Regions from separate parts of the Homo sapiens genome. Here region 2 is linked to region 1. A link is a loop called in an ENCODE intact Hi-C map of the cell type or tissue named here. Cell type or tissue: IMR-90. All regions are shown on one strand.

Region 1 (2,500 bases):
ACTACTAAGTGTAATTAATTAATAGGATATCAGCAAACAAAAGTCTGTGCTATCGATAATGTGATAGACCCTGATGTCACTTAGCAGTAGCTAAGGTGGACAAGCTTACACAGCTGGGCCAGAAAAAGTGTGGCATATGGCCCTTTATGTGGCCGATGGTCCACTTGTAGAAGAGTGGGAAGGGTGGGGATGGGGTTAATGCTGGGAAGATTGCTACCATCCAGCTGAAAACTCCCCAAAGGCAGTTCCATGGATCATTCCTAAGCCATTGGCTAGAGCATGAAAGGCTTGTGAGGAACCAGGCAAAGACGCTGCACAGCCTGAGCTGTTATCCAAGAACCCCTGCTTACCTGCTTGCTTGAGTCATGCAGGCTCCTGGTAATAACAGCCTATTTACTGAACCTTCCCTGCCAAAGTGGGAGGGGTGACTGTATCAGATTTCTATTTGGGTCTGCAGGTGGGAGGGGCGAAAGAATAGGTATAGTCAGGGCAGGTAACAGCTTTGCAAACATGTGCAATAGTTCATGCCTGTCCACATGCTTGCCCCATAAGCACATGGCTGCATGGACCAGTGTGGGTCGATGTAAAGGGTGTTGCTCTGGGGCTCACCTGCATTGATATACATCATATGTCTAAAGTGTGAATGGCACCTCCATACATGTGATGTCTTGTTCAGTGCACAGCTTGAACATGTAGACATGGCTGCTCCAACAGTAACCAGTAGTAGGCACTTTATTCATAGGCACAAGCCTCAGGCACTTTAATGCATTATCTTCAATCCTTAAGATCTGGAAGTGTTATCATTAGGTTGAGAAGCCAGCCTGAGAGTACATAGCTAGGAAAGGACAGAGACAGACTCTAGCCTAGACATGGCAGATGCTGAGGCCCTAGCTCTTCTTCCTGCATTGAGCCACCTTCCTCTCTAGGCAGCAGGGAAACTGCCCTGCTGTGAGGAGCATCCCATTTACTTGGGTATTGCAGTAGCCTCCTACTTGATGCTTCCTTTGTGTGTCATTCCCTCATGTCTAAGGAAAGTACTTATATACCAGTAAGAACCTACTAGGGATCACAGAGGATTATTAAAATTTCAAGTAGTGATTTTACCATTTGAGATGGGCTTAAGAAGAGGGAAATATGTACTTTGTTAGAGAAATAAGTATATTTATTAATACAAGTAAAATTATTTATCCTGTTGATTTAACTTTATAACCCTGTGAGCTGTTGGAGCCCAAGTCTGAAAACTGCCATACCAGCCTGCCCCTCAGGTTTGCCTGGCCCTCGTGAAAGCTTTAGGGGATAGGGGATACCGCTTTCCCACACCTTCTGATTTCTACATGAGAAATGCCACCAGCTTTGACCAGCAGCTGCAACTTTGCCTGTGCCTGGCAAGTTTACAAAGTCACTGAATTTGCTTCTAAACTTTGTGGTTCAAGGGCTCCATCTTGAGGCACATTCTGTTTCTCTCAGTGCCTCTGAGTTGGGGAAGAGATGCAAAGCATTATTAGAATTTTTGCTGCATTGCATGGTTGACTTCAATTTGCTAAATGTTTTCTTTAGTGTTCACAGCAAAAATTCAGACTATAGGACAGTGACATGGGTTTGAGCAGATACAATGAACTCCTTTTTACATATGATGGTTCCTCCTAACAAAAAAATATTAAAAATCTTTTAACCATAACCACAGCATGGAAGTCATTGATTTGTTCGTGTTTACCATAAGCTATTTTCTCCCATTTTGGGAACAATTCTCAGAAGCCACATTATCTGAATTACTGGGTTCCACCAGAAAGCGCAGAGATCTGAGACCCTGCTTAAAGTCCTCTGAGTGTCCCTTAGCAATATTCTACTTCCAGTGGATCAACCAGAAATGTAAGCCATGATTCAGCTCCCCAGATGGATGTGGGCAAGCTTCGTGGCATCAAACCCCTGGACCAACTAAGCACTCTACTGCACCCCAGACCCCCCAACCCCACTAACAAAGCCCTTGTCCTACCAGCCAAATGCTCTGCCTGTCTGACTCATGAAAAAGAAAGTGGAAATTCAATACCAGAAACCTTCTCACCCAAGAAATATCCCAAGTCTTTCCAGTTGTGCCAGGGTTTTAGGAGACCCCGGTTTTACTCTCCTCTGAACAGACCCTGCATCTTCACATTTCCATACCTTTATCCATGATGTTTCTTCTGTGAGAATCCCACAACCCTACCCGTCCCACTTCCATCAACATTACAATTGGTTGATTAATCTGACTAATTTTGCAAGGCATATAGTTTAAGAAACCTTCTACCCACCCACCCAGCCACTCAGCAGGAATAACTACAAGCTTCTCCCTGTGTCTTTTCATAGAATTATGGTCAAACCTCCATTGTTACCTCCTTCACATGACATCATGGGACAATTTTTAATGTAGTTTTTCCCACACTAGAGTGTGGGCACTCTTGGGTACCACCATATCCATCTGTGTATCTCCAGGTACTGTGTCAGTGTTCAGCAGACTGTGGAC
Region 2 (2,500 bases), 480 kb before region 1:
ACAGTAATGAGAGAGTAAAGAGAGGTTTGGTAGAGGGGGAACCGGTGCGGGAACCATTCAAAAAGTAGCCGTAGCTAGTAATGCTTGTATACTCCCTCTACGCATGAATGATTCATTTTGCCGCTTTGTTATAATAGCCACAGTGTTCAGTCTCTAAGGCTGTCTTGTGATATATCCTTCTTTTGCTAAAAGGCTACATATCAGCAGCCTCGTTTGATTTAGAAGCCGATTCAGCATACCACACATACCATTTGAGAAGAATGCCAGGACCCTTCCTGCTATGAAAATGTCATGCATGCTTAAAATGACAAGGTTTGGCTCAAGCAATGGTTTCAAGTGCTTCTTAATTATCCTTTTTGAATCTTCAAAGCAATTTAATTTTAGGGTTTTCATTTTCAGTTAAGATATAAGTCACCCAAATATTTGCTTTATTTTTAAATATCAAAATGCTGACTTGGCGATTTAGAGTATCCAAAATGTAGCATGAAGGTGGTACCTTTTAAACTGTGGCAAAAAACATATCATAAAATTTCCCACCTTAAGCATTTTTAAGTGTACAGTATAGTAGTGTTAATATATTCACAGTGTTGCGCAACAGATCTCTGGAACTTTTTCATCTTGCAAAACCGAAAGTATATTGAACAACTCCCCATTTTCCTCTCCCCTGCAGCCCCTGACAACCACCATTGTACTTTCTGTTAAGAGTTTGAATACTTTAGATACCCCATATAAAGGGAATCATGCAGCAGTTGTCTTTCTGTGTCTGGCTTATTTCATGTAACTTTATGTCCAACAGGTTCATCCATGTTATAGCAGATGACAAGATTTCCTTATTTTTAAGGCCGAATAGTATTCCATTATGTACATATACCACATTTTGTTTACCCATTCATCTGTGAAGGCAGTTTGTCTTTTTGTAAAGAGTGGTCTCACGAAAGCTTTTCTTGGGAGGTAAAACAACCAAACCACAGAGAACATAGAGAAATTAAATCTGAGACATGTACGCTAAGAAATGGAATTTTTGTTTGTGATATTTAATATCAGACTTTCATACTTGCAAAACGTGGAATTTCCTCCACTGAAATTCTAGTACAAGCAATTTAGGTTTGCACTCCTTCAAAATCCAAAACCCTCCTCCTCATATACCCCATCTGGCTCTCTCTTAGTATTACAGTCTCTGAGACTGTCCCTTAGGGGTACAGACTAAGGCACGTGCTCAAGTGTTCACTGGAGAGCTTGATAAAGTTGGCATTTTCTCCTAAAGTTGTCTGTGCTTCCATAGAATGTCTAGAGGGAAGAGATAAGGGGAAAAGGGGGTGGGGCGAGAAAGGAGCTGTCGGAGCCGTGAAAGGATGGATGACCTATGAGATCATTAAGGTTAGTTAATGGGTTTTCCCATTGGACTTTGTGGGTTTTTCTCACAGATCAGCTTCTATATGGATTCCAGCTCCACTCAGAGTTGAAGCAGCAGTTCTGGCTAAAGCAAAACCACACCAGCAATACGCTCTGTGGTCTGGCTTTAGTCTAAGAAGTGCTGCCAGAGAACCCGAAGACAAAGATTTGACTTGAAAGAACACGTGGTTGGGGTAGAATCTGATAGGGAGAATCTGAAATGCGTAGTGTTACTTTCACTTTTTCTCAACTTTGTTTTTTCCTGAGAGCAAAATGATGAGACAGCTGGAGAGGCCAGATTTTGAGAGTGGCTGGGGTCCTTGTCCTCAAAGATGCTGCAGTGTTAGTGATTGCCTGTCTTTGGCAGGTACAAGCTGTGAGAATGAGCCTTTTTCTCCTCCCCGTCCCTTAGGATTCCTGGATAAGGGTGAGAAGCAACCCAGGGTGGGAGCTTCTCTTTAACTTTTCCTGTAGTTGGCTAGGGCCCGTCTGTGAGCTGGGATGTGGTGTAGAGTGTGTGGTCTCCACTACAGCACTAAAAATGTCTCTATCTTGCCCGGAGTTAAGGGGAGTCAGGGAATGCTTTGCCTTTCTCTGCTTCTTTGATGTCCTCCGGAAAGCAAGACAGTGTGCAGCTGACTGGCTGGAGAGGAGAAAAGCTTCAGAAAAAGATTTTTTTTTCTTTTTTCCCCCAGAAAAGCTTCAGAAAAAGCTGACAGACAAGTCTGAAGTGCCTGGGGAAGTACTTGCGTTCTGTAGAATGTGGCTTCCTTGTGGCCCCAGGCCCCAGACCCTCGGACGCACTTGAGTTGAGTATGGGATGCAGAGGGAGGACCAGGTGCACCATTTTACAGCAGTGACAGCTGGTCCTGTCCTTTACACTACAGAATGCTGGGGAGGAGTTGCACGCTTAAGCCCTGCCAACTGTCAGGGCAGTCAGCTGTTTCTCAGGTGTGTGTCAGGTGAGGGCCTTGGCAAATCTTTTCCCCAAAGTGAGGGATCCCTTTGGAAGGCAGGTGGAAGCCAAGGACTCCTTGCTTTGTTGAGGCCAATTTGGAGACATGGAGAAATACTTTAAAGAGACTTTTGACAATCCCTATTTTTGTGT

The links. Hi-C counts contacts between places; a loop is a spot of excess contacts. Peaks named below come from ENCODE experiments on the same cell type or tissue, not always from the same donor. Only the 100,000 strongest peaks of a DNase experiment are listed, where the experiment ranks them.
Region 2: a loop joins it to region 1, with 5 times the contacts of the local background. A loop is called at or near these places in 5 of 110 quality-filtered maps.

The regions. Positions count from the first base shown.
Region 1 is chrX:45,321,498-45,323,997 of GRCh38, reverse strand. No RefSeq gene overlaps it. Among named protein-coding and RNA genes, the nearest start is that of DIPK2B, 120 kb to the right of the region's middle. In IMR-90, a CTCF peak has its summit at 1,441 (motif pointing left); a DNase peak (open chromatin) is centred at 1,417; H3K27ac peaks cover 706 bases.
Region 2 is chrX:45,805,888-45,808,387 of GRCh38, reverse strand. No RefSeq gene overlaps it. Among named protein-coding and RNA genes, the nearest start is that of MIR222HG, 37 kb to the right of the region's middle. RefSeq lists a silencer at 1,465-1,554. In IMR-90, no CTCF peak of the experiment used is centred here; DNase peaks (open chromatin) are centred at 127 and 1,487; H3K4me3 peaks cover 978 bases; H3K27ac peaks cover 2,255 bases.